2 separate regions of the Homo sapiens genome follow, and region 1 is linked to region 2. A link is an interaction called in ENCODE POLR2A ChIA-PET data of the cell type or tissue named here. Cell type or tissue: OCI-LY7. All regions are shown on one strand. Each heading gives the region's core, and the rest is flanking DNA. Links, peaks and the distances in the headings are about the cores only.

Region 1 (5,376 bases), core at 310-5,309, 360 kb after region 2:
GGTGGCTCATGCCAGTAGTCCCAGGTATTCAGGAAACTGAGGCAGGACAATCACTTGAGCATGGGAGATCAAGGCTGCAGTAAGCCATGGTGGGACCACTGCACTCCAGCCTGGGTGACAGAGTGAGACCTTGTCTCAAAAAAAAAATAAGATTAATGCAGTCCTTGAGGACTCTTGTTTCCTCAACTGGTCTCAATTTCATCACCAGGGAATTCTCTCTATTCTCCTGCCTTGCCAGTTCTTAAATAAGCCAAGCATTTTCTCCCTCCGAGCCATTGCTCATCATATTGAACTGTTGGTCTGTAGCATCCTTTTCCCTTTCTTTTCCAACTCACTCTTCCAGATCAAATGCTGCCTCCTTTAAGAAATCTTCATAGATTTCCTTAGCAGGAAGGGAGGACTCCACTTTTGTTTTCCTAATTGTATATAATTAAAAGCCTGGGCCAGGTGCAGTGGGTCATGCCTATAATCCCAGCACTTTGGGAGGCCAAGGTGGGCGGATCACTTGAGGCCAGGAGTTGGAGACCAGCTTGGCCAACATGGTGAAACCCTGTCTCTACTAAAAATACAAAAATTAGCCAAGTGTGGTGGTGTGTGCCTGAAATCCCAGCTGCTTGGGAGGCTGAGGTACAAGAATCACTTGAACCTGGGAGTCAGAGGTTTCAGTGAGCTGAGATCGTGCCACTGCACTCCAGCCTGGGGGACAGAACAAGATAGTCTCAAAAAAAAAAAAAAAAAAAAAAAAAAGCCGGATCAAGTTCTTCTGTGGATTAAAGGCTTATTTCTTCAGTGTGGCTTCGAGCAACTTGAGGCAGGAGGCTCTCATCTCCCTCCAGGACTAAGCACAAGGCTGTCTTTGCTGAATAGAATTGAATTAAAATGAGAGGAAGGGGGCACATCCATTACCAAAGTCAGACTTTTTTTGGTCCTTTTGGGGCAAATCAGGAATGGTTTGTCAATATGGCTGCTGATACTTTGGGGATCTGGATGTTGCCAGCCTCACAAATTCTCGTTCAGGGTGTTTAGACAGGTGTAGACCTGGTGAGTGGGGCAGGGGTCAGTGAATCACAGTGGCTTAGTGCTTGCTCTGAAAAAGCTTTTAAGCCAGTGTTTCTCAATGGATGGTCCAGGTACTTCCTGCACCCTACTCACCTGGGGAAGTTACTAGACGTTCAGGTTCCAAGCTCGGTCTCATAGCACTAAACCAAGCTCTCTGGGGCTGGGGCCCAGGGATCTGCATGTGATTCTTCTCACACTGAAGTGTAGAAGCTACTGTTATAAGGGAACAGAATGACTTACTTCCAGAAGAGCTGGTGCCCAAAGGAGAAGTCCTGCCCATGGGAGCCAGGAGACTAGGAGGAGTGGTGAGAACTGGACACAGACACTTCATCTCCAACCCATAAGGTAACAGGAAGGGTGAGCTCAGGGCTACGTGGCCTGAGCAGAGAATGGTGGCCACCAGCTGCGGCTCTGGGGGGGGTCTTTACAGCCTGAGAGGATTTGGTAAAGTTCATGAGGAGCATTCCAGGCTGAGGGTGGTTGGTTTGCTTTTCCAGACTGAGGTTGTTGAGGGAACTTTGTGCAAACTTCCCAGGGGAGAAGGTTAAAAAAAAAAAATCCAAAAAACTGATGGAGAGTAAGCTTTGCTATGTTTCTCTCCTTTGGTCCTAGGGCCTTTCTCTTATTTCTTCCCTTTGGCCTGTGGGTCCATTTACTCCATATGGTAAGGAGAGAATATGTCTTAGCTGCTGCTCTGGCCATCTTCATGAGGTACAGCAGGGGCCTGCCCACTCTAGCCATCTTCCTTCCTTTGTCCCGTTCCTCAAACCATTGTGAATTCCTTCCCTCAGAAGCATTTGCCATTCCTACATTGTTCCCAAACCCTTGGGCAGCTCTTTTTTCAGTATTTTGCTTGTATGTTGATATCCAGTAGCCTCTTCTGCAAAGTGCAGATCTTAGTTATGCCATCTGCTCCTTATTTATCTAGCAAAGTCCTACTTACCCTTCAACACTCATCTCAGGTCACCCTCTAGAGATGTCCCCTCCAGCCTCCCCCTTTCCAGAGTCTGGCTTCAGTACCTGGCACAGTTCTCCCAGATCTCTCTTGCTTGCACACATCTTCACTCTCTTACCATCTAAGTCGAGGCCTGTTTCCCTTCTGGACGGGGCCTGGTGCCCATTGTACTGTGGCTCCTAACCCAGGGCTGTGCACCCCTTTCCAGGGTGGCTTCGAGGATCAAAGGATGTTGTGTGAGGCTTGCTGAAGGCATCTCTGCAAATGTTCTTGCCCTCCTCCCTGGCTCTCATGACAGGGGAGGGTACTGAGCTGACTCCTTAGGCCGAGGGGGCAGGGAACACCAGTGACTCAGGCTTTCTGACGGGGTTTGGAGAAAGAGTGGAAGTCTATTCACTTGGGGTGTGTGTTCCTTCAGGACCAAGGAGCATGACCCCACCCCTTGCCACCCTCTCCCCTCCACGCCAGCTGGGATTCAGCTTCAGCCTGGGTGGCCAGAAGGGGCAGAGTTTTCCTTTGGGTCTTGGAAGCTGCCCCAGGTGGTACCCCCAGGCACCCAGCCTACACAGAAGACCTCAGAGGAAATGGAGGGGCCAAACGCTCGCTAAACGGGCTTTGGTGAAAGGAGCCAAGACAAAACCCAGCTCTGAGCTTAATTAAAAAGAGTGCGTAGTCCCTCCCCCAACAAATGCAGATTGCCCACAAAGAAGAACAGGAACCCAGTGGCCAGGAAGACCCGCAGCCTTATAAACAAGCACTTTGGGCTATGTAGGGCAGCTCTGCTATGATCTGATACAATGACTATTGTCAAGGAGGGCTGTTTTTCCATGTTTTTGTATCCTTTTCTTCATTTTCTTTTGCTACCTAATTTCATGCATCAGAGGTCAAAAGACAAAAGGTCAGGCCTGGTTTAGAGGCAGCAAACTCCCCACCACCAAGAACGTGTGTCCAAAAGAGCGCTTTGAGGCACCGCCTGCAGACACTGGCAGGTTTTCATCCCTGATTCTCTTTTGTCACTTCATGGGGTACATGAGTCTACGTGCAAATTGCATGAGAAATGAGACACCAACTGCTGTACCAAATTAGGAAAAAATTCACTAAACTGTTTCCATCTCATACTTTGTTTATAAGAATTTGTACCTAACAAGGAAAAGCCCATCTTTGAACTCTCAGCCTGCCTATGGTAGAGAACTTTACACACACACGCGCATGTATATGTAAATATATACATACATAAAATATATATACATATACACACATATATCCTGTAAAAATAAAATCTGAGTACATATTTCTTAATTGTTTTGCTGGGAAGATTTATAAAGATCTGTCCAGAAAATTGCCAATACTTGTTCTAAAGATTGTTTTAGTTGAAAGGATAGCAGCATTTCAGTATGAACAATTTAGCATGATTATTTTGGTACGTATTTCGTATGAATATTTTGTCCTCAGACTGCAAATCTTTCCAATGTATCATTTTGGATTCTTAGGTAATAGTAGATTGACGGAGTTTCCTTATGTGATAGGTCCACACTATGTGTTTATAACGAGGATACAATGTCATGATTTTCCATTAGAAATATTTTCATGATTTAGGGGGATAATGACTTTCTGATTCTATGTCCATAAGCTCCTCATATTAGATATTTCAGATGGTTTTCATCTGACCGAAAATAAATTAGGGGATATCTTTAATTTTTCTTTGTGTAGAGGATTTTTTTTTTTTTGGTAGATTTGCATTCAGTGCCAGAAGGCCCCCACCTCCAGTACAAAGTGAAGGAAAAGTTAAGGCTTTGGGAAGTGTCTCTGGTGATGGCTAAACACTGAGACTGGCTTCAGGGCTCATCTCAAAGGCACTTTGGCCCAAGTGTAGCTCATCTTTTCCATCTTACTCTGGGCTGGGTTGCTAAAGATAGTTAATCAGCAGCAAACCTGAAAGATTTTTAGAGCACAGTTTTATTTCCGGCACGTTCTCAAATCCAGACTTCATATCCTGTAGCCCCCTGACCTTCCCAAAAGACTTCCCTCCCAAAAGAAAAAATAAAAATCAGCCCACAACCTGCCCTGAGGCTGAGGTATTCACTTGGCGATTTGCAGGTTCACAAGGCAGGCTCCAGGGAAAGCACCCCAATCCTGGGGTGATCCTCTGCCACGGCTCTGAAGTTATTACAGAAAAATGGAGAATGAAGAAACGAGAATATTAAAGGGCTTACTTAAAGGCGCGCTTCACTTCCGTTTAACACTCTGATCTGCGTCCAAAACTAAAAGAATCGTTTAGCTTGTGCACTCACCCTCACTCAAAATCGCTTGTGCAGTAGGCTTTTTTATGTTCCAGTACTTCATGGAATCAAATTATATCACATTAAAATGTTATTAGTTTAAAACACATTAAATAAATGTAAGTCTGGGCCGACGCATGAATATTTAAAGCTCACATTACACGGTGAACTAGAAGAAAAGGGGGTGAGGAGAGCCAACAGAACATCGTATAAATACTGATAGAAATAAAGCATCCTATGTGCAAACTTTCTTTAGCAAAATATGGTTTTATTACTTACACTTATTATGGTATTGTTAAATTTGAAAAGAAATATAAAGAGAAATGAACTGATTTACGCTTGTTTTCAATATTAAACAACCAGAATGCCAGTAAATCTTTTCAATGCCCCATTTTGGATTCTTAGGTGAGAGTGGATTGCTGGGACGTGTTGGCAAATTTTAAATACAACTGATTGCCTGTTTTCCATATTCATATATTGCGAATGTAACTCCAGGAGAGTGAATTTTATCTCAAAATTCTCCAAGAGTTGCCTTCAAATAGCGTCTCTGTGCATATGCATACGGCATACACTTGACGTCTACCATGTGTACCTGTGCGCTGGAAACTAGTCGTGGAACTGAATTGAATTAGTGGATTTGAGTTGAAATGAACCCATCCAAACGACCCCAGGTCTGCGCTCTTTGAGGCTTCTCTCAGTAACATTTCTAATGAAAGCAAGAAAAGCAGTAAAGTAAAACAACAATAGTAATAACCCACCATGAGCACCAGGTTACCCGAACACAGACCCATTGCGTATTCTAGCGCAACCCAAGTATTTCCGGGTGGCGAGTCGCTGGCACATGGTGCCCCAGTGAGCCCGCACCCGGAGCTCGAAGCCCTGTAGGCGCAGAGGACCCCACTGCCAACTGAAATGGGTGTTTTGACCCAAACCAATCCTCAGCTCCTTTTTGCCCCGGGCGCCGCCTGAAACCCCGAGGCGACGGCTGGCCCGCGATGTGCACTTTTTGCGCTCTGCGCTGGGGGAGTTGCAGGTGGAGAGGCGCCCCCATCCATCCCGGCACCGCCCCTAGGGAAGCCCCAA
Region 2 (5,376 bases), core at 180-5,179:
AATTCTCCTGCCTCAGCCTCTTGAATAGCTGGGATTACAGGCGTCGTGCCACCAGGCCTGGTTAGTTTTTGTATTTTTAGTAGAGACAGAGGTTCACCATGTTGGCTGGGCTCGTCTCGAACTCCTGACCTCAGGTGATCCACCATCCCACCCCGCCGCGGCTTCCCAAAGTGTTGGGATTACAGGCATGAGCCACTTTGCCCAGCCGCATGAACTCTTTAGAACAGTATTCTGATCCTTTTGATTATCAGGTTGAAAAGCCATAGAAACAATTTATATGCTTTAACCAATTATTTCCTCTGGGATTTATCCCAGAGAAATAATTTTTTTAAAGCAAACCAAAAATATAAGTGTTGGGGTACAGAAAATGATTCCCCAAAATGTGGCACTTGGGCATGCTGAGTGCTTTTGAAAACTGAAAGGCCTCACAAATAAGCCTCAGCATCAAGGCCTCTCTAACCTTGTCTCGTTCTCTCCCTCTCACCCCTCAAGTCCTTGGAGGGACTCTCTGGAATTTCCTTATCTGACCTAGAAAGTGTCTTGCCAAAAGAAACACATTTGCCTTCTGTCCGTCTGATACCCCATTATCCACTGCAGAAAAGAAGCCGGAAGAAAAGAAGTCAGAAGTCCAACCACAGCTGGATGGACTTTTCCACAACATAATGTCTGCCTCTCAGACTCATTCCATTCACAAGTTGATTTCTGTCTCCCTGATCCATTCATTCTCCTTAATAATCATTTACTGCTCCTCAAAACAATGCTCTATGTTTCCCATCTCCTCGCTCCCCTGGGAAAAAGAGTACATAAGCTTCTGTACCCCATTGGGGGATTGGGGTAATCACACTGTAATTCTCTCCCATGAATGTTAATAAATGTGTATCCTTTTTCTCCTACTAATCTGCCTTTTGTCAGGTGATTTTCAGTGAACCTTCAGAAGGAAAAGGGGAAGTTTTCCCTTCACCCATATGCAGGCATGTAAAGATGTTCATTGCAGTGCTGTTTATAGCAGAGAAAATGGCAAACACAATCAAACAATAGGGGGATAGTTAAGAAAAAAATGCACAGTTGCAGTTAGACTGGTCTCTACCGGCAGGGAGGTTTTTTTTCACCCTTTTTGATTCTCACAGCAGCCCTATGATGTAGACAAAACCGGGTTCACATTTATTCTCCCCATTATTCATGGGGGTGGGGGCCAGGATGCAGACTGAGTTTTGAGAAATTCTGGGCAGAGCTTCCAACAGGGAATCAGATTCTGAACTGGGACAGCTCCCAGGTGTCCTAAAGCGGAATCCAGAGCTGACTCACAGCAGCGTGTGTCTGACAGGGGGATCCAGCGGCAAGTCCCTACTCTTGGATAAAGATGAAACCACCTTTGCGAAAATTATGACAGAGGCCGGGCACGGTGGCTCACACCTGTTATCCCAGCACTTTGGGAGGCCAAGGCAGGCGGATCACCTGAGGTCAGGAGTTTGAGACCAGCCTGGCCAATATGGTGAAACCCCGTCTCTACTAAAAATATGAACAAATTAGCTGGGCAGGTGCCTGTAATCCCAGCTACTTGGGAAGCTGAGGCAGGAGAATCGCTTGAACCTGGGAGGTGGAGGTTGCAGTGAGCCAAGATCGCACCACTGCACTCCAGCCTGGGCAACAAGAGCGAAGCTCCAACTCAAAAAAAAAAACAACAAAAAAATTATGACAGAGAAAGAGATCTGACCTAACCAACTCCATCTTGCCTTTAACCTCCAAGCTGCCCTGTTCATTCCTGGGCATAGGCTGAACTTAGTTTATAGTTTAACTTTGAAACAAAGATGCTAACAGCCCTTTCCCTAAACAAACCCCTTCCTGCCTGAGGACCAGACTGTCTTTGTAAGACTAACAGGTTAGCCATAAGATTTGAAATTATGGTTTAGGAGTCACGCAGCTGGCTACAAGATTCTGAACCTTCCCAGTTCCTCCTAGGGATAACATCGCGATTGTAAAACCTAAGATTGGCACTTGAGGTATTTCTCAGACCCTGCACTGCTGATGCACTCTGATGCACAAACTGGTGCCACCCAGGCCTGTAATCTGGCTCAACCAGTTCTGCGATCCTACCCAGGAACAGAAGACAGCAAGAATCCACTTCAGGCGGATGATTCACGCCTGTAATCCCAACACTTTGGGAGGCCGAGGTGGGCAGATCATTTGAGGTTAGGAGTTCGACACCAGCCTGGCCAACATGGTGAAACCTCATCTTTACTAAAAATACAAAAATTAGCCGGGCATGGTAGCGCATGTCTGTAATCCCAGCTACTTGGGAGGCTGAGGCAGGAGAATTGCTTGAACCCGGGAGGCAGAGGCTGCAGTGTGCCGAGAACGCGCCACCACACTCTAGCCTGGGTGACAGAGGGAGACTCTATCTCCAAAAAAAAAAAAAAAAAAAAAAAAATCGACTTCAACCCCCGTATGATTTCATCTTCAGTCTGACCAATACGCACTCCCCAATCCCTGGTCCCAGACCTGCTGAATCATCCTTAAAAGACCCATTTTTGAATTTTCGAGGGGCTGATTTAAGTAATAATAAATTCCAGTCTCCTGTTTAGCCAGCTCTACATGTATTAAACTCTTTCTATTGCAATTCCCCTGTCTTGATAAATCGGCTCTACCTGGGCAACGGGCTAGAACTTGTTGGGCTGTTACTAAGACAGTGTAAGATCAAGCTTCATTCTGGCCCACTCTCCCCATCTCACCCAGAAGAGGTGGCCTCCTAGGCTGCCCCTTCCTCTCTTGATCTGACTGGGATTTCCCCCCTGTTAGGGAGCTCTGGAAGAACCCCCAGTCCCAGGCCCCACCTGGCTCTGAGCTGGGTTTACAGGAAGCCCCCTGTGCACCCCTGTCCCATGAGGTCATGTGGAAAAACCCTGGGAAACTCTAACACCTGCTGCAGGTGCTGGCTGTTCCTTTTTTTTTTCTTTTTTTTCAAGCTGTAGAATTTCTCTGCCATGCAAAACTTGTTGATAATAATATAACAAACATTTCCATCTCTATTGCCCTGCTTAGGAAATAAATCTTACGGGGACACTGGAAGACTCTTGGGTGTCCCTTCCTGATCCTGTTCCCCACCTCTGTCACCAGGGGTAACCCAAACCTGAACTGCGTGTTTATCCATAAATGATAAGTGGTATTGCTTTGCATGGTTTTAAACTTTCAGTAGCGGTTTCTGTCTTTTATTCATTCATAAACTCACAAACATATACATATTGAGAACCTACTGTATGTGAGGCACCAACCTAAGCCCTGGGAACATCCGTAAACAACAGAGAGGATTACTGCTCTCATGGGACACACATTCTGGTGGGGTGAGCCAAACCATAAACAAAAGGTATGAAACTGAGATACATTATTAATATGTTACAACGTGAGAAGTACAGAGGGAAAAAATAAGGGAAGCTGGAGAGGCAGGGGTGGTGGAATATTGCAATTTTAAGTAGGATTGCAATTTTTTCCCCTTTCTTCTTTTTTGAGATGGGGTCTTGCTCTGTCCCGCAGGCTAGAGCGCAGTGGTGCAATCATAGCTTGCTGCAGCCTCAAATTCCTCAGGCTCAAGCAAACCTCCCATCTCAGCCTCCTGAGTGGCCAGGACTACAGGTGCACACCACCAAGCCTAGTTAATTTTTTTTTTTTTTTGAGACGGAGTCTCGCTCTGTTGCCCAGGCTGGGGTGCAGTGGTGTAATCTCCACTCACTGCAAGCTCCGACTCCCGGGTTCACGCCAGTCTCCTGCCTCAGCCTCCCGAGTAGCTGGGACTATAGGCGCCTGCCACCACGCCCAGCTAATTTTTTTGTTTTTTTTTTTTTTTTGGTAGAGATGGGGTTTCACCATTTTATCCAGGATGGTCTCGATCTCCTGACCTTGTGATCCTCCCGCCTTGGCCTCCCAAAGTGCTGGGATTACAGGCGTAAGCCACCGCGCCCGGCCAATTTTTTTTTTTTTTTTTTTTTTTTTAAGTAGAGACAAGGTCTTGTGATGTTGCTCAGGCTGGTCTTGAACTCCTGAGCTCAAGTGATCCTCTTGCCTCAGCCTTCCAAAGTGCTGGGATTACAGGTGTGAGCCACCATGGCTGGCTGTGTATGTCTTGTGTATGTCATGGCATCCTTATATGTCTTGTGTATTTACTCAATATTGTATATGTTTTGTATAACTGTGCCATCTTTATTCATTCCCCTGTCAATAAGTATTTATTATATCTTTCTCTTGTATTTGTCCTTATAAACAACGTTGCCATAGCATTCTTGTAAATGTCTTTTTTTTTTTTTTTTTTAAGTCAGTGTCTTGTTCTGTCACCCAGGCTGGAATACAGCAGCATGATCATAGTTACTGTAACTTCAAACTCTTGGGCTCATGTTATCCTTCCACCTCAGCCTCCTGAGTGCCAAGACTACAGGTGCATGCCTCTATGCCTGGCTCATTTTTAATTTTTTTTTGTAAAAACAGTGTCTTGTTATGTTGCCCAGGCTGGTCTCAAACTTCTTACCTCAAGTGATCGTTCTGCCTTGGCCTCCCAAAGCACTGGGATTACAGGCATCAATATCTTTTTGTGCATGCACGGGAGAGATGTTCTAGGGCATGTATCCTAATATAGAATTGTCGAGTCCAAAGTATCTTCAACCTAGCTTAGCTAGATGGTATCAATGGCTTCTGCAAAAATAAATAAAATAAAATAAAATAAAATAAAAAATGAGCCACGCATAGCGGCACACACCTGCTGGGTCAATAGGCATAAGTGTTTTCAAAAAAAAAATTAAAAAATTAGCCAGGACTGGTGGCACACACCTGTAGTCCTAGCTACCTGGGGGGCTGAGGTGGGAGAATCACTTGAGCCTAGGGGTTTGAGGCTGCAATGAGCTGGGATCACACCACTGCACTCTAGCCTGGGCGACGGAGTGAGACTCTGTCCTAAAAAAAAAGAAAGAAGAAAGTAATTTTAAAAATATTTTGTTTTCAAAAACCCAGAATTGAAGAACACAAGTATCTGGCATGAAGAAAATATCCTACAAGTTTGCAGAGAAAAAGTGGATTTCATACAAAGGATCATGGATCCGAATGGCACTGGATTCTTTAACAGCGTCAGTGGGAACCGGAACATGATGGAGGAATATGTTCAAAATTCTGAAAGAAAGAGTTTGTAGTTAAATTAGTGACGAAAATTAGTAAACCAAGCCAATGGTAAAAACGAGACAATTGGGCCGGGTAGAGTGGCTCGCACCTGTAATTCCAGCACTCTGGGAGGCTGAGGCTGTGGATCATCTGAGGTCAGGAGTTTGAGACCAGTGTGGCCAACATGGCAAAACCCCATCTCTACTGAAAGTACAAAAATTAGCTGGGCTTGGTGGCGCG

The links. Peaks named below come from ENCODE experiments on the same cell type or tissue, not always from the same donor. Only the 100,000 strongest peaks of a DNase experiment are listed, where the experiment ranks them.
Region 1: POLR2A ChIA-PET joins it to region 2 with 10 read pairs; 2 of 35 experiments call an interaction of 5 or more read pairs at or near these places.

Annotation. Positions count from the first base shown.
Region 1 is chr9:37,038,038-37,043,413 of GRCh38, reverse strand. No RefSeq gene overlaps it. Among named protein-coding and RNA genes, the nearest start is that of PAX5, 6.5 kb to the right of the region's middle. RefSeq lists an enhancer at 4,835-5,376. In OCI-LY7, for the core only: CTCF peaks have their summits at 2,328 and 2,553; DNase peaks (open chromatin) are centred at 2,703 and 5,093; H3K4me3 peaks cover 1,981 bases; H3K27ac peaks cover 2,197 bases.
Region 2 is chr9:37,400,727-37,406,102 of GRCh38, reverse strand. It overlaps LOC124902154 (a long non-coding RNA gene), which reads left to right. Exons shown (of 4, transcript XR_007061481.1): 4 at 598-897. It overlaps LOC105376035 (a long non-coding RNA gene), which reads right to left and starts at 662. Exons shown (of 4, transcript XR_007061479.1): 1 at 1-662. RefSeq lists an enhancer at 2,845-3,014. In OCI-LY7, for the core only: CTCF peaks have their summits at 1,073, 2,144 and 2,347; DNase peaks (open chromatin) are centred at 1,062, 1,902, 2,882 and 3,631; H3K4me3 peaks cover 3,434 bases; H3K27ac peaks cover 5,000 bases.